2 separate regions of the Homo sapiens genome follow, and region 2 is linked to region 1. Evidence: read pairs that join two places in POLR2A ChIA-PET (ENCODE). Cell type or tissue: GM12878. All regions are shown on one strand.

The links. ChIA-PET counts read pairs that join two places held together with the same protein. Peaks named below come from ENCODE experiments on the same cell type or tissue, not always from the same donor. Only the 100,000 strongest peaks of a DNase experiment are listed, where the experiment ranks them.
Region 2: POLR2A ChIA-PET joins it to region 1 with 5 read pairs; 9 of 35 experiments call an interaction of 5 or more read pairs at or near these places.

Annotation. Positions count from the first base shown.
Region 1 is chr13:94,430,221-94,438,220 of GRCh38, forward strand. It overlaps DCT (dopachrome tautomerase), which reads right to left. Exons shown (of 8, transcript NM_001922.5): 8 at 6,591-8,000. Among named protein-coding and RNA genes, the nearest start is that of DCT, 45 kb to the right of the region's middle. In GM12878, a CTCF peak has its summit at 5,575; a DNase peak (open chromatin) is centred at 3,363; H3K27me3 peaks cover 120 bases.
Region 2 is chr13:94,610,642-94,618,641 of GRCh38, forward strand. It overlaps GPR180 (G protein-coupled receptor 180), which reads left to right. Exons shown (of 9, transcript NM_180989.6): 3 at 1,549-1,749. It also overlaps the pseudogene NDUFA3P5. Among named protein-coding and RNA genes, the nearest start is that of GPR180, 13 kb to the left of the region's middle. In GM12878, CTCF peaks have their summits at 3,651 and 6,946; no DNase peak of the experiment used is centred here.

The sequences.
Region 1 (8,000 bases):
GTTCAACCTCTATGGAAAACATACAGTATGAGAATATCTCAAAGAATTAAAAATAGAACTACTATTCAACCCAGCAATCTCCCTACTCGGCATCTACCCAAAGGAAAAGAAAGCCTATAAAAAAGACACCTGCACTCAGATGTTTATCACAGCACTATTCACAATAGCAAAGTCATGGAACTAATTAAGTGTCCACCAGTGGTGGGTCAGATAAAGAAAAGGTGGTACATGGCCAGGCGCAGTGGCTCACACCTGTAATCCCAGCATTTTGGGAGGCCGAGGCAGGCAGATCACAAGGTCAGGAGATTGAGACCATCCTGGCTAACACGGTGAAACCCCGTCTCTACTAAAAATACGAAAACAACAACAACAAAAAACTAGCCAGGCATGGTGGCAGGCTCCTGTAGTCCCAGCTACTCGGGAGGCTGAGGCAGGAGAATGGCGTGAACCCAGGAGGTGGAGCTTGCAGTGAGCCGAGATCGTGCCACTGCACTCCAGCCTGGGTGACAGAGCGAGACTCTATCTCGAAAAAAAAAAAAAAGAAAAGGTGGTACTTACACACCATGGAATACCATGCAGCCATAAAAAAACAATGAAGCATGTCCTTTGCAGCAACATGGGTGGAACTGGAGACTATTATCCTAAGTGAGCTCAGAAGCAGAAGATCAAATATCATATATTCTCACTTATAAGTGGGAGCTAAACAATGGGCAGACATGGACATGAAGAAGGAGATAACAGATACTGGGAATCCAAAAGCAGGAGAGTGGAAGGGGAGGGAGAGTTGAAAAGTTACCCATTGGGTACAATGTTCAATATTTGGGTGATGGGTACACCAGAAGCCCAGTCCTCACCATTACACATGTAATATTCATGTAACAAACAAGCATGTGTAACCCCAGATCTAAAACTTCAAAAAAAACCTAAATATTATTGAGCAACTTCTCTGTTTCAAGTTGAATCCCAAAATTCATATGTTCAAGTCCCAACTCCCAGTACCTCAGAAAGGAACCATATTTGGAGCCAGGACCTTTAAAGAGGTGAGTAAGTTAAAATGAGGCTGTTAGGATGGGTCCTAATCCAACCTGGCCAGTGCCCTTGTGAGAAGAGGAAAGTTGGACACACAAAAAGACCCCAGGCATGTGCAGATGCGCAGAGGAAAGACTGAAGAGGCAGCAAAAGCATGACTACCTGCAAGCTAAGAAGAAAGGCCTCAGGAGAAACCAACCCTACCGACACCTTGATCTTGGATTTCCAGCCTCCAAACTGTGAGAAATACATTTCCATTGTTTAAACCACCCCGTCTAATGACAGGCACTGTTCTGAAGAAGTTACATAGATTAACTCAATTCATTCTAACAACAGCCTCTGTGTGTGTGTAAATGGAACAAGAGGGGCATCAACATCCTTCTGCAGACAGGGAAACTAAAGTCCAGAGCAGTTAGAAAATACAAGTTAAAGAAAAATTACATGCTAAATAAATGATTGAGCTAGAATTTAAATGCCCGTTCTCTGTCTGCCTCCAGAGGCCATGCTGAACCACTACATGCTCCTGTTTCTGTATATTGCTGGCATCCTTCACTATGAATTGCTACATCACTCCGTTTCTTGCAATCTTTAAAGAACAAAGAAAAAAAAATTTTTTTACTCACTTAAAAACATGGAATATGGTATCTACAAATAAATAAGCAAGAAAGCCAATGCTTCTGTTTCCTCATTTTCTTTTTAAATTCTCTGAAGATGAGTTCATTAGTTAAGATTATTTATCTTGTAAGAGAAACCCCCAACTCAAACTGGTCTAAATTAATTTTTTTAAGTGGCTACTTCTAAATTAAATTAAATTTTTTAATAAGTGGCCACTATAAATCCTCTAGCAGGTAAGATGGCTGCTACATTTCCAGCCTTCACATCTTCACATCATGTGACTCAGGGGTGAGACCTGGTCTTTGGGCCTCATTTCTCAGAACCCTCAGCAAAAGTGCCTTTCCATTATTTGGCTTTCAGTTTCACATTCATGGCTGAGACACCATGGCCAAGGGTCTGGAATAGAGTAATTTGTTTAAGACAGTTAGATTCCCATCCAAATCACAGAGCTGAGGGTCTCAGGATGGAGATGGAAGGAACTTCCCAAAGCCTTGTTGGAGGTTGCCAGAGGCTGGTGGGAGGAGGCATAGGGAGGGAGTTACCATTTAATGGGTACTGTTAAAGTGAACTAAATATGGCCTGAGAAGGACTGTGTACTTCTATATTTGAGTCCTTGTGGACAAACCTAACCTAGCTTAATAGGAAGACAAGATTGAAAACCTAACTTAGGAGTATGCAGCCTGTAACAATAGCTGAGTGTTGGCCAATTCCAGCAGCCATGCTTCAGCCACTCATAGACTGCTGAGTGTTCAAACTGTGTTCAAATAAGGCAAATGCCAACCTGTAACCAATCCAGCTATCTCTGTACCTCACTTCCAATCCTTGTACATCGCTTTCCTTTTTTTGTCTATATTTTTTTCTGACCACGAGGCACCCCTGGAGTCTTTCTGAATCTGCTGTGATTCTGGGGGCTGCCCGATTCACGAACGGTTAATTCTTCTTTTCGCTCAATTAAATTCCATCAAATTTAATTTGTCTGAAGTTTTCTTTTAACAGTACAGAGTTCTATTTGGGATGATGAAAAAGCTCTGGAAACATGGTGGTAACGGTTGTAGAATATTGTAAACGTGCTGAATGCCACTCAATTGTACACTTTAAAAAGGTTCAGATGGCAAATTTTATGTTATGTTTCTCTTACACGAAAAAAAGAAAAAAAGAAATGAAAAGGAAAAGGAAAAAGAAAAAACTCTCTCCTAACATGTTTCACTTCCACGTCGGCTGAGGCCTGTTCATATTTTATTCCCAAAGTGCCCCTTTATCATTGAAAATATCCCTTGAGAGCCCTCCCTGACCACAGACTCAGTGCTCGCTTCTACAGAGAAAATTACAATTACGCCAGAGTGTGTTGAAACTAACTTGTCACTGGGCTCAGGAAAGACCATGTTATTCATGGGAGCCAAGAACCCTTATCTTAGACTTCCAGAGATTTCTTACAGGGAGGTCAAGTCACTTATTGGTGGTTCAAGTAGAAAAAAATATAGTGGGCTTTTTGAGATTAATATTTCCTGGTGGCATTTTTAGTGTTCATTGGAAAGGAACAAGTTCTAGTCGGGTAAGCTGACAGACATAAAAAGGGAAGGAGCTGCCGCACCTAGAGGAGGATTTGTTTTCTCCTGGGACTGTGTATAGATAAGCACACACCCAGAAGCCTGGGCAAACCCAGAGAGCAGCAGGGGGATTACCTGCTGACAAGTACAGCAAGGGTGAGCAGATTGCCCTGTGATAAAAGCCGCTCAATTGCATCATCTCTCCAGCAAGGGGAAACCAGCTCTAAGGCAGCCATCTAGTTGCAAGGTGAGTTCACTGTAATTGCATGTTGTGAGTAGCGGTTGCTTAAAAACAATGAATTTATACCCATTACTCCCAGCGTCAACTTCAGAATGATTTTCATCACGCCTGCTTTTGTGCAGCTAAGCTGCAAAATGTGCGCTGCGACAGACTGAAGCAGATAAAGAACAAATTTGCATGTTACTGGGTTGCAAGAGCCCTTTGATTGTTGGAGAGGCCCGATAATGCTGTCAAGAGCTCGGTGGACTGAGCGGCGGCCGAGACGCACCAGATCTGCACTAAGTGTAGCTGACAGCAAACGATTTAGAGTCAGCACGGAATCAAAGCGTTGGAAATATCTCAAGTAAAAATGTTAAAAACACAAAGAAGCCTGCATCTTGATAAGAGGACATCAGTGAGGAGAGATATGCACAGAAAGAAAGAAAATGACCTTGAGTTTATAAAAATGCTACACGTCTCGGAATTGTAAAATGCCTAAAATGAAAAGAAAATGGGCAGCTCAAATCAGACTTCAAGCTAGGAAAGCCTGAAAGTTGTGTGCTTGCCACAGTTGAAGAAGAGAAAAAGAAGCAATAGCTAACTGCACGGATTATTATAGAGATTACGCTTCTGTTTTCGAGACCAGTCATTTGCTCGTACAAATGAGCCTAATGACTTAAAGCACCAAGACATACATGTCTCTGCTGTGCACACCTCCTTGACATGAAATGCAAGACTCAAAATACAAAAATAATTTTAGGAAGGAAAAACTGATTAGTGGCAATGATCAAGACAAATCTTGCTATTTGAAAAAACAAATAAAAATACTGGAAATGAAACCTTAAGTAGTATTATTAAATAATAATATCAGGGTGGGGCACGGTGGCTCACGCCTATATTTCCAGCACTTCGGGAGGTCCAGGCAAGTGGATCACCTGAGGTCGAGAGCTGGAGACCAGCCTGGCCAACATGGCAAAACCCCATCTCTACTTAAAGTACAAAAATTAGCATGGCATGGTGGTGTGCACCTGTAGTCCCAGCTACTCAGGAGGCTGAGGCTGGAGAATCGCTCGAACTCAGGAGGTGGAGCCTGCAGTGAGTCAAGATCTCGCCGCTGCACTCCAGCCTGGGCAACAGAGTGAGACTCCATCTCAAAAAATAATAATAATAATTTAAAATAATAATACATTTGCCGCATTGGAAAATAGGTCTTCAGCAAAGTATGCTATATAGTGTATCAGTAGGGAGTAAGCTAATGGTTCTTCTCCAGGAAAGACTGCATCTTCTGTCAGCATTTGATGTGATTCAAATCAGACTCTTCAGTTTCTTCACTTATGTTTTTCCCTTTCCTTTCTCTCCATAAAAACAATGACTATCACCAGGTCTGTAATCTTCTTCCAGAGAGAACCACCAGAAAAGAAGAGCAGGTAGACATAGCTGGAAAATCGAAGCCCCAATTTTCTGACAAACAAAACTAGCCAGAATAAGCAAATAAATTACATGTGCACGTGTTTCTCTTTAGTCTTTACCTGTGTATTTCCCTAGAGGGGAAAGGTTTATAAAAACTAGAAAGAGGCCATGTTTTCTTTATCACTTGAGTTTATCAATCACCTAACATAAAGCCACCATGGGCTCCCAGTTTTGAAAAGCGAATTTTCCACACTAAAGGACATCTTCAGACACTGCTCAACCCACACCTGAGTTCAAATATTTATATATAGTTTTAATACATTGATCCAACATTTGTTTTAAAAAACGTTCCCCAAATTTTTCTTGTTGATGACGGTTTTTAATAGAAAAAATAAGTTTCCCCAGTTTCCAGCTGCAATGTGATCATATAAATAATATTTAACTAAATTATATTCTGTGTGTGTTTGCCAAGCCTAAAAGCATTTTTGCCCAGTGGCCTGAAATGTTCCTCTAAACTTTTCTGGCTTACTGGTAAACATTTAACATTTCAAAATAGATTAAACGGGGAATCGTGAGAGCCTATGTAGGAAACTGTTTCTTTCTAAATATTGTGCTTTGTCTGTTCTGATTTCTGAATTCATGGCAAATCTTCCAGCCTTTTTTTCCACTCGGGGTAGACCATCAACCATGGTAGAGGAAAATAGCTTTAAGAACTTTACTACATTGTGCAATTTTCTAATAAAACACAAGAGGGCAGGTTTTGCTTTATTGTAAGCCTAATTCCACTCCCCTGGTAATCAAGATCAGTCACTGGGCTAATTGCAAATTCAGAAACCCTCAATAACATACAAAGTGAAGGAGTAATCAGGGTGCATAACTCTGGCAGTGAAATCTGTTGTTTTAATAAAGAAGGCCAAGCTCAAGCATCTCTACTTAGCATTATTTACAACCAGTACAATTATACTTGGGAGGCGCTGTGATAGTTTTAGTTTGTTCATAAAATGCCAAAAGAGCAGAAAATGGCTAACAGAATGACCAAATCCAGTCATATTAGATTTAAGAAGTCTGACTAAAGTTGATGGGGCAAATAACAAAAGTGGGCCAATGGTTTCCATCAAACATGCAGCTGTGGAGAAAATTATACAGAGCATGCAAGTATTGAATAGGAACCTTTTAACTTTGTTTTGTTTTAGAAAACTTTAACTTCTAGTTCACAATACTCTTGTGTATGGTTTTCAATATTTCATTTAATGACCTGCCAAAGCAGAATTAAGTTCATAAGGGTTTTTTTCAGCTTGAACTGCTGTTACGGCTAAAGTCAAAGTATTGTCATCTTTGGAGAGTTTCTAAAGCAATTGCTGCTTGAGTCCATCAGTGTGAGAGAGGCATTGGTTTGCCTGACTAAATAATTTGCCCACTAACTCCTTCCACTGAAACAAAGCTTTTAGGATATCAGACAGTGGAGGATCCTAAAATGGCATGTGTGAGGACTTAGAGGAGAGATGGGTAGAAATCTTAACTTCCTATCCTAGTCCCTAAAAATGGTAGAATTAAGGCCTACCAATAGTAGGAAGAAGATACATCTAGAAAGAAAATACACCTGAAGAGTATCTCCTTGTGTTAGGTTGCATAGAGTATGATTCTACCTAGCATACGTGCAATTCAAAATCTGAAGGATAGGTTGTATGGTAACTTCATGGCAGAGATGGATCTTATGTTTTATCCAGTACATCTTAAAACAGATGTCAGAAGCTCTGAATGAAACATTCTACTTTGAAATTAGTTTATTCATTCACTTATTCATTCAAAGAATATTTATAAAATACTCAGGATAAGTAAGGCACTATAGAAATAGGAAGAGCTTCAACCTTAGAGTCTCCAACAAATTGACCCATCTTGAAGGCTTATCTGGGAGATCACCAAGTTAGCTACTGCAGGACCTCTCTTCCCTGGTCAGTCACTTGAAGCAGCCACCTGCTTCCACCCCAGGATTAGTCACTAAACTGTGGGGAATATCAAAAGTAACTTCACCTGAGGAAAGGCTGGCTCTCCTTTTCCTACCTGTTCAAACAGATTCAGAAAATAGCAATTGTTTGGAAACTCACCAGAAAATAGCATATCAGTTTAAGAGATTATTTTTCAGACTGAGGTTGTTATTATATATTTTACATGTATATATATTTCAATATACATGCTGAGTGCCCAAAAGATGGGAATTGATGCACACTACTTAAAAAACAATAATCCTCAAAAGACAAACAATAATCTGCAAAACAACATTTATTTTTAGTTTCCTTTTTAGTAAGTTTTCTACTTCTTAATAATGAGATTAAAACTAGTCATTAAAAGTATTATAATTAACAATGTTAAATCCTAAGCAAGATACAAATGTCAATTTTAGAATTAGAAGGGAATTTAATGCACAAAGGAAAGATGTTATTGCATTTTATCCCATTTCTGAATGTTAGCTTTATAAAAAGCATTTCTATTAAAATCATACATGCAGTTTTTCTAATACTGAAGATATAAGCAGTAAAGTGATCTGGTCATTTTCTCCAAGGTTGAATTCTTCCCCCTATCATTGAGAAATATAGCCCACAGTATTTGGTGACATTTTCTGAGTTTATTTGCATGATATTCAATGTAAGTAAATACCAACTTTTTATTCTGTTGGTTTATCCTACCTTAATATTTGTTAAAATGCATTCATAATTGATTTATTGTAAGGTCAGAAAATGCTAGAAAATTGTATTTCTCTTATATGAACTACAAAATTAGGAAATTCTCTCAGGAAGACATTATAAAACATAATAGTTATAAAAAGTCACCCACACTACAGATAAAAGCAGCTAAGTATAATCGATTACTATTTTTTCCTACCTAAGATAGATCTGCTTTAACCAAGTCTTATGAGACTATGATATATGAGAATTCTGATATACCTGACAGATAAGCTAGAGGTGGTTATTTGCTTTATGAAATTATTCGTAATAGTTCACTTATAAAAAGTAACTTCTGGCGCTTTTAACATAATTGATTTATACATAACTTTTCAGAAATATATGTACCATGCACAATTATATCTCCATTTTAATAAATTTCTCTTTTTGTTTAAAACCAAGATTTAAAAATGTGTTCCCCAACTATCCTGAGCTCAGAGCATAAACCTTCCAGAGTGG
Region 2 (8,000 bases), 180 kb after region 1:
TTAGTCAGTGCCTCTTAGGTCAGGTCAGATTCAGAAACCGCAATTACTTTTGCACCAACCTAATAGTTTTAGGTCCAGAAGGAATCTTAGACATCATTTTGTGTTTCTCAGAAGGGAGTGCCGTTGGCATTTTAGGGGGAATAATTCTTTGCATGAGGTTCAACACAGCCCCCCTCCAAGTATCTAACCAGCTATTGTGACAAAAAACTATCCCCTCACATTTTCAGATGCCCTGGAGGAAAGGAGATTACCCTGGATTGAGAACCACTTACTAATATAACTACCTTGTTTTAAAGAAAGGAAAAGCAGAATTGACATTTAGCAACTACTCTGTGACAGTTACCATGCTAGGTGACTCAAATAACTTAGTGCTTATATCAGCCCTTTGCTGTAGGTAGTATCTTCATTTTACAGATGAAGAAAGTGAGTGTCATTGCTTATGTAACTTACCCAAGGTCACACAACAGGTAAGTATTGAAGCCAGGATTCAAACATACATCTGAATGATGCCACACACCCCCCACCCCTGACTGTATCATACTACTTCATGTGGACCTGATCCAGTATAATAACTTCTGCATTCCTGTAATTTCTATTTTTTCTGCTTTTTGTACACCTTTAAAGAACAACCAATCAGAAAAAGATTTTGGAAAATCTTTTGAAAATACATAGTTTTTAGATATAATGATTTTGTAAGTTGAATGCTCCATTTTAAATTTAACTCGAGTAATCTTCAAAAATGTCACTGTGATTGTTGCACAGCATTGTAGATGTGCTTAATGCCATAGACTGTACACTTAAAAATGGTTAAAATGATACATTTAGCATTGTGTATATTTTACCACAATAATTTTTTTGAATGTCATTAACCAACCCGGAAACTGTGAAAATATCGAAAATCAAAATTCAAAGTTTCAGCCGCCGAGACCAAGATGGTGGCGAGACTTGGCACTTTCCTCAAGAATGCCTGGGCCAGGGAGCCAGTGCTGGTTGTGTCCTTCATCATTGGTAGCCTAGCTGTAATTCTGCCCCCACTCAGCCCCTACACCAAGTACTTCATCATGATCTACGAGACCATGCCCTACAACTACCCATTGCCCGTCCGCAATGATGGGAACATGACCAATGTGCCCGGCCACCCCCAGGATCCCCAGAGCTCCAGCTTGGAGTGGCTGAAGAAACTGAGCACCTCCACTGACAGAGGAGGCCCCTCCCATCGCTCCCAATACGAATGTGAAAACCAAAAAGAAAAAAAAAAAAAAGAATTCAGAGTTTCAGTGAAGCCATTCTACTTGTGGTGTTTTATAGTCATACTTTTATAGTGATTCCTTGGTTAAAAACATCATTTTTATCTCCTTTGCAGATAAATTCTGATTTATTCTATAAATATCTGGTTTACAAGACTTATTCCAAATACTACACAAGGTCTTGGATTTCTGAGACAATAAAAATTAAAAGATTGTCCTAACCTCAAATTGATTATATGACTAAAACAGTGAAACACATTTGAGAATTTTGTTACAAAAGGTGTTTTCTTTCTCTTTAAAGTGACCATGAACCAGACCGAACATAATCTGACAGTGTCCCAGATTCCGTCTCCACAAACGTGGCATGTGTTTTATGCAGACAAGTATACATGCCAAGATGACAAGGAGAATTCTCAGGTGGAAGATATCCCATTTGAAATGGTGTTACTAAACCCAGATGCCGAAGGGAATCCATTTGATCATTTTAGTGCTGGAGAATCTGGTAAGAATATGTATTTGAATATATCCTAAATTCAGGAAAAGATTTATGTACAAATATATTCATGTTGTATTTTTAAAATCAAAAATGAAAGCAACCTGTGTTTCCAAAACTAGAGAAATGGTTAAATTAATCTTCTTATAGCATTTTGATAGCCATCATATTAATTTTTAAAAGCAGAGTATTACTTGAGTGTATTAAAACCTGCAAAGAATAAAACAGAAAGAAGCACAAAAATATTAATAGATTATTTTGATACTCTGGGTTGGTAGAATTGTATAGTTTTGTTTGTTTGCTTGTTTGTTTTGGCTCCAGACAGGAAACAACTTGTGTAGTTTATAGTTTATACATTCTAAACATTTTTGTTTTTATGATAACCTTGCATTATTTTTATAAACAGAAAAATGGTAACAAATTAAACAATTTAAATTGTTAATGATTAAATGAGATTAGAAACTCAGCTACTTTGTATGGGTAACTCTGTACTAGCTTGTTTGAACAGATTTAGGGATTGCCTTCATTGAAGCTTACAACAATTTAGGGATGATCAGAGTCCATAATACTTCTCAGAATCAGATGTACTCATATGAAATATTTCATCAAAATGTTAGGTAACTATGTTCTGTCCTACTGAGGTAAGATTCCACCCCCAGCAGAAATGAATGACTTCTTATGATCATGATGAACATGCTATGAAGTATAACTGATTTGTAAATTAACATATTGGAGTAAGGATTTGTAGGCCATCTGTCAAAGAAAAGCATTAAGGGTTTACCTCTTCATGAGTTCATTGGCTGTTTGAAAGAGTCAATCTGCTTAAGAGAAAAATTTAATTCCATTGTATCCCATTGGCCATAGAGTGGGGTGGGTGGAGGTGAGGCAGGAGTGAGGCCACATTAGCTTAAACTGATTGTTTAGTTCAAAGTGTAAATTTGTCACAGCTAAAAAAGCAACTTGAGAATTGTGACAGTAGGTCACAAATAATGTTTTAAGGGATAAACTTTTTAAAAATATCCTTTGTTTGGAAAAAACATATATCTAGTGATAGAATGGTGTGCTAATTTTTTTTATTTTTATTTTTTAGAGACGGGGTCTCGCTATGTTGCCCAGGTTGTCTCAAACTACTGGGTTCAAGCAATCCTCCCACCTTGGCCTCCCAAGGTGTTGGGATTACAGGCGTGAGCCGCTGCACTTGGCCCTAAATGTTTTAAAGTGGTTAATTTGAAGTTCTTTCTGTGAAAGAAATGAAATAGTGTAAGCTACTCAAATTGTTTCTGAATGCAGATGAATGTAAAGGTTAAATTTCATTAATGATACTTTCGACTAGTATAGATCATTATTGGAAGTTAATTTAGTCCTTTCATTTCCTTAATCTTTTTAAAGATGCCAACTTTTTTCTGTATTTTGGAAAGGCATTGATGGAACCCAGGTCTACTAAGAGCATTGAATGGATGGTTGGACTAAATTGCTCCTCAGGTCCTTTTTTTTTTTTTTTTAATTTTATTTTTTGAGACAGAGGCTTGCCCTGTCGCCCAGCCTGGAGTGCAATGGTGCAGTCTCGGCCCACCGCAACCTCTGCCTCCCGGGTTCAAGCAATTCTCCCGCCTCAGCCTCCTGAGTAGCTGGGACTACAGGCACCCACCACTACACCTGGCTAATTTTTGTATTTTTAGTAGAGACGAGGTTCCACCATGTTGGCCAGAACTCCTGACCTCAGGTGATCTGCCTGCCTTGGTCTCCCAAAGTGCTGGGATTACAGGCGTGAGCCACCGCACACAGCCTTCAGGTCCTTTTTAACTGTAAGACTTCATTATTTCATATGACCCTTATTTTTAGGACTGGTCAAGGCTCACTAGGAAGTAATGTTCTGCTGCAGTTGTTGCATGTGCAAACCCTGCTGCCTCTAGTGGAGTACAGATCAATTAGCACTTCCTCTCCTGCCTTCCAGGCTGTAGTCCTTTGGCTCAAAAGGTGGTTTTATGTATTGAGTAGATCCATGAGACTTTTCTGGATCCTGATATGCTTTTACTTGCCTCCTTATCCAGGCTTCCATTTTTGGTCTTTTTCTTCATCACCAATTTGGCATGTAAACTTTTATCCCAGGCTATAAAGTGATCACATTTGTGCCCTGTGCCATGCTTGGACCTCTGAATCCCAGTCATACCTTGCCTTGTCCTGAACCTTGCCTATGTCTTCCAGTGTTTTCCTCAACATCTTGAGTTGTGGCTAGCTTTTCTTTATGATGCATACTAACCGTTATGATTCAGTTCTTAGTTTTGTCTCCTTCTGACCTACCTTTTCCTGATTTTTGTGACTGATTTTGATTTTATGCTTACTCTTGTGTCTAAAAGCTGTCTTTCTTATACTACAATGGGGAAGTTACATTGAGTATGTCAGCAACAATGTTTAAACAAGGGGCAAAACCTCACTATAATCGTATGTATTTTCATTAAGCATGACATTCTATGCAAGGCTTACCTTCGGGGATTAATCATTAGAAAGTGCCAGAAGTATCCAAAAGCGTCCAGCCTTGTTATGTGGCTTCCTCTAAACATCACATCATTTTATTGATTAAAATGCTTAAAAGCTTTTGTGAATAACTCTACATTGAAGTATCAATGAGTGGTTCTTAACCCATCACTGTATGCATCTGGTTTAAGGTTATGAGGGTTAAAACAAAAATTCAGATATTCACACCCAGAGACTCAGATAGATTTGGTTTGGAGTGGAAGCCAGTTAAAGCTCTAAAGTTGATTCTTATGTACAGAACCGCTGATCTAAAAGTCCATATTTCACATTGTTTTAGTAATGTGTTTTAAAATACAGCCTTAAGAGGGATTCTTCCTACTTTGTAGCCTCAGGTATGGAATTTGTTTACAGGGAAAATGTTCAATTCATTTTAGAAACTTCTGCTAGTTTGCCTAATTATCTGCTACAAGTAGGAAAAATTGATTTGCTATGCTTTTTACAGAAAATTGACTATTACCACATGTCTCAGAGGTTTGAATTAGAGTAACCTGGTGCAGATAGTTGCAATTAATGTTACAGGTTATTCTGGTTAAATTTCATAATTTGTTTTCTTTCAAACCAATTATGTATTTTATATCTACCAGACTTTGGTTAATCCTCTATTTTACAGAGTTGGTCTAGATTAAACAAAGTCAGGCAAGTGTGATGCCGATTGACAAAGTACTAAATAGGATTATAATATTTTAAGGTACAATGAAATAAAACTGCTTCTTTAAAAGATTAGAATCCTTGTTAACTGTATTTGTACTCTAATTAGAGACCAAGAAGTACCCAGAATCCTGAGAGTGTTATTACCTAAAGGCGCATATAGACTGGTTTTCACTGGAATAATACTACAGGCTCTGCCACATCTGCCATCTCACTGTTTTTAAAATTCTAGCAGCTATGTTCATTCTTTAGTGTTATCCCTTTTTTCCTCCATGTCCCAAAAGACAATGGGTTGGATCTTCCATTTAGCTTCAGTAATGTGTTGCTGGTAACATGTTGGAATGTTTTTGGCTTAAAGTAACAGAAAACCCTAATGCAAGTGGTGTAGACTGTAATGAAATGAATTATCTTACATAACAAGAAGTTTTGCGGCTTCTCCAGGGTGGTTTATTTAGCATCTCTCTACCCTGCTATCCTCAGACTATCAGTGTTGTTCTTAAGCTAGCTGCCTCAAGTTCAAAGTTAGCTGTGGCAGTTCTGAGCATCATGTCTAGATGATTGCAATATTCAGTATCACTTTTTAGGAGGAAGGAAGTCTTTCCCAGAAGCTTCCTATCACATTTCCTTTTTCAGAACTGGGTCATAGCATCATAAGAGAAATGTAAGTTGACATGAAAGAAAGAAGATAAAAGTAGACAAATATGTCAAAAGGGTTAGGTTTACCTCCTACTGGTAAGAGTATGGGAATTTCTGATTGATTTAGACTAATCAGGATATATCTTGAGACACGTGAGTGTGGGAGACCACTGGGGCTCTGAGACAAGGATCATGGGGAGGCGGGAATGTCTGTTCCAGGTGCTGCCCCAGAACCCAAGGACCCTTTCCCCTTAGGCTCTCCTCCTTTCTCATTTACCATCATTTAGCTGGGGCTAAATTTATTGAAGCTGGCCTCTAAGTTTTCTTGCTACTTTATTTTGCCAATGCTGCTTCCTTTAAGCTTGCCTTAAACCTTACACATTTCCTTACAAGTGTTCACCACCTGTTGTATGCTCATTAAGAGTATTTTTCTTCTTCAGTGTATACTTTTTTCATGTGTATTATTAAGTCTTAAGTATAATAAGATTTAACAATTAGTATCCACCTGTTTTAAAATTAGATTTTAATTTCAAAGTGAACAAAGTGAACACAAATTGAGTTTAATTTCAAAGTGAACAAACAATTTTTGCTTGTGGCAAAACAAAAAATTGGTAGCTGAAGAGAGGAAGAAAACAGACTTTTTTAAAGAGATGATTTGTTTAAAAGAACACTGAGTGCAGAGCTAGCATTTTATCTTTTAAGCATTTTATGTACAGTTTTAAGGGAAGAATCATCTAAAATTCAGTGAATAAAGTGTGGGACAGACCCAGTTCAATTTGTTTAATATGTTATGTCAATGAAATAATTTTTGTGTTCGTTATAATGTTAGCTTTTTCTGGAAGATTATTAACTTTGAATAATCCTAAGACATTTTTTGCTGGTGACATATATCTTATTTTCCAGAGTCCCTTCCTTCTATATTATTCTCATTCCTCAGTAAATAACCTGAGGATTTTCTTTTCATGGTAGAGTTGTAACTTCATGGAGTCAGAAACTTTATCCTGTAAGTCAGAAACTTTAAAGATATTCTGTAAAATATTATAAATAAATAAAACTTTAAATTGAATGCCATGTTTAATTTTTTAATACTAAGAAGGAAAGATAAAAACTAAGATTCAAAACACAGGATAGCATAAGGAACTTTACTGACCCACAGTTGTTATAATATATTTAGCATTTTTATTTTCTGTCTTGTTCCGGTACTATAATAATCCCAGGATTATGTTGCCATTATTTCTAAGGCTGGAATGCTTTTCTATGTAAGGTGTTTAAAAAGAAAATATGTTCTTTCTTTTCCCTTCCTGAAGTCTAAACATGCTTTTTCACCTGCACTAGAAAAGTTAACTGTCCACATTTATATTCATAGAGCAGGAGAGACACCCAGTGGCAGAAATACTTTTTGCTGCTTTTTTCCCCCTAACGAGGCCAAAAGCCTGATTGAGCTATTTATTGATTCTTATAATTTGTGTCTTCTGATTGCTTTTACAAAATTATTTTCCACATAATAGAAATATTTTCTTCTCTGACTGTTAATTGGAGTTTACCCGAATGGGAAACTAGAGCAGGCTTGGTGTTCGCTATTGGAATGAAAGTTCATCCATAGACTCAATTAAGACAGCTCTATTCACACCACTGTTAGAGCAGTCTGGTGTTAGATAGAATGTAAAAGCCTTAATATTAGGGACTGTCTTGACATGTAAGCAAGTAAATGTTAGCTGTTAAACTGAAAGCTAGCCTGCTGCTTTATTATAAAAATTTTCTGAAATTTCTGAAAAATGGAGACTCAGTCAAAAGATTGCACGTGAACACAGAAAAAGTGACATAATAAGGTTACATGAAGACTGTACTAAAAAGCTGCTAGTAGGCACTAGAGGCTGCTCTAATGACTGGTTCCATTTTTAATACAAAGTCTGCACATTCTTTGTTCTTTGCCAGCCATCTGTCTTTCCTCACTTGTAATTTCTACTCCCTCAAAACTTTGGTTTTTATCATGGCTCAGTTTGATTCGTCTGGCCTGTCCCAACATCAGCTCCTTTCAACTTCAATTTCTATGGCCTCTTTCCTTTCTGCTTTATAGTTTGATCTACTAAGAGAAGATGATTAGCCTAACTTAGCTTTCAGAATTGTTACGTTGTTGGCCCCTTGCATTGGTAGCCATTTGGTTAGGTGTTAGACAATTTTCAGCCAATCCTGGCATGGAGTCGCATGATCAGCACAGGATTTTTTTTTTTTTTTTTTTTTTTGGCAAGAGCTGCAGACAGTTTATCTCAGAAGATATCTCTGGACATGACAGATATTTTGAAGGTTTGTCCAAATGGAAATTCAAGGTATTGGGACATTCCAGAGCTGTGGTCCTCATGTGTTAGCTATATCAGAATCATGCTTAGGGCTTACTAAAGCACAGATTACTGGGCTCTACTCAGAGTTTCTGATTCAATAGA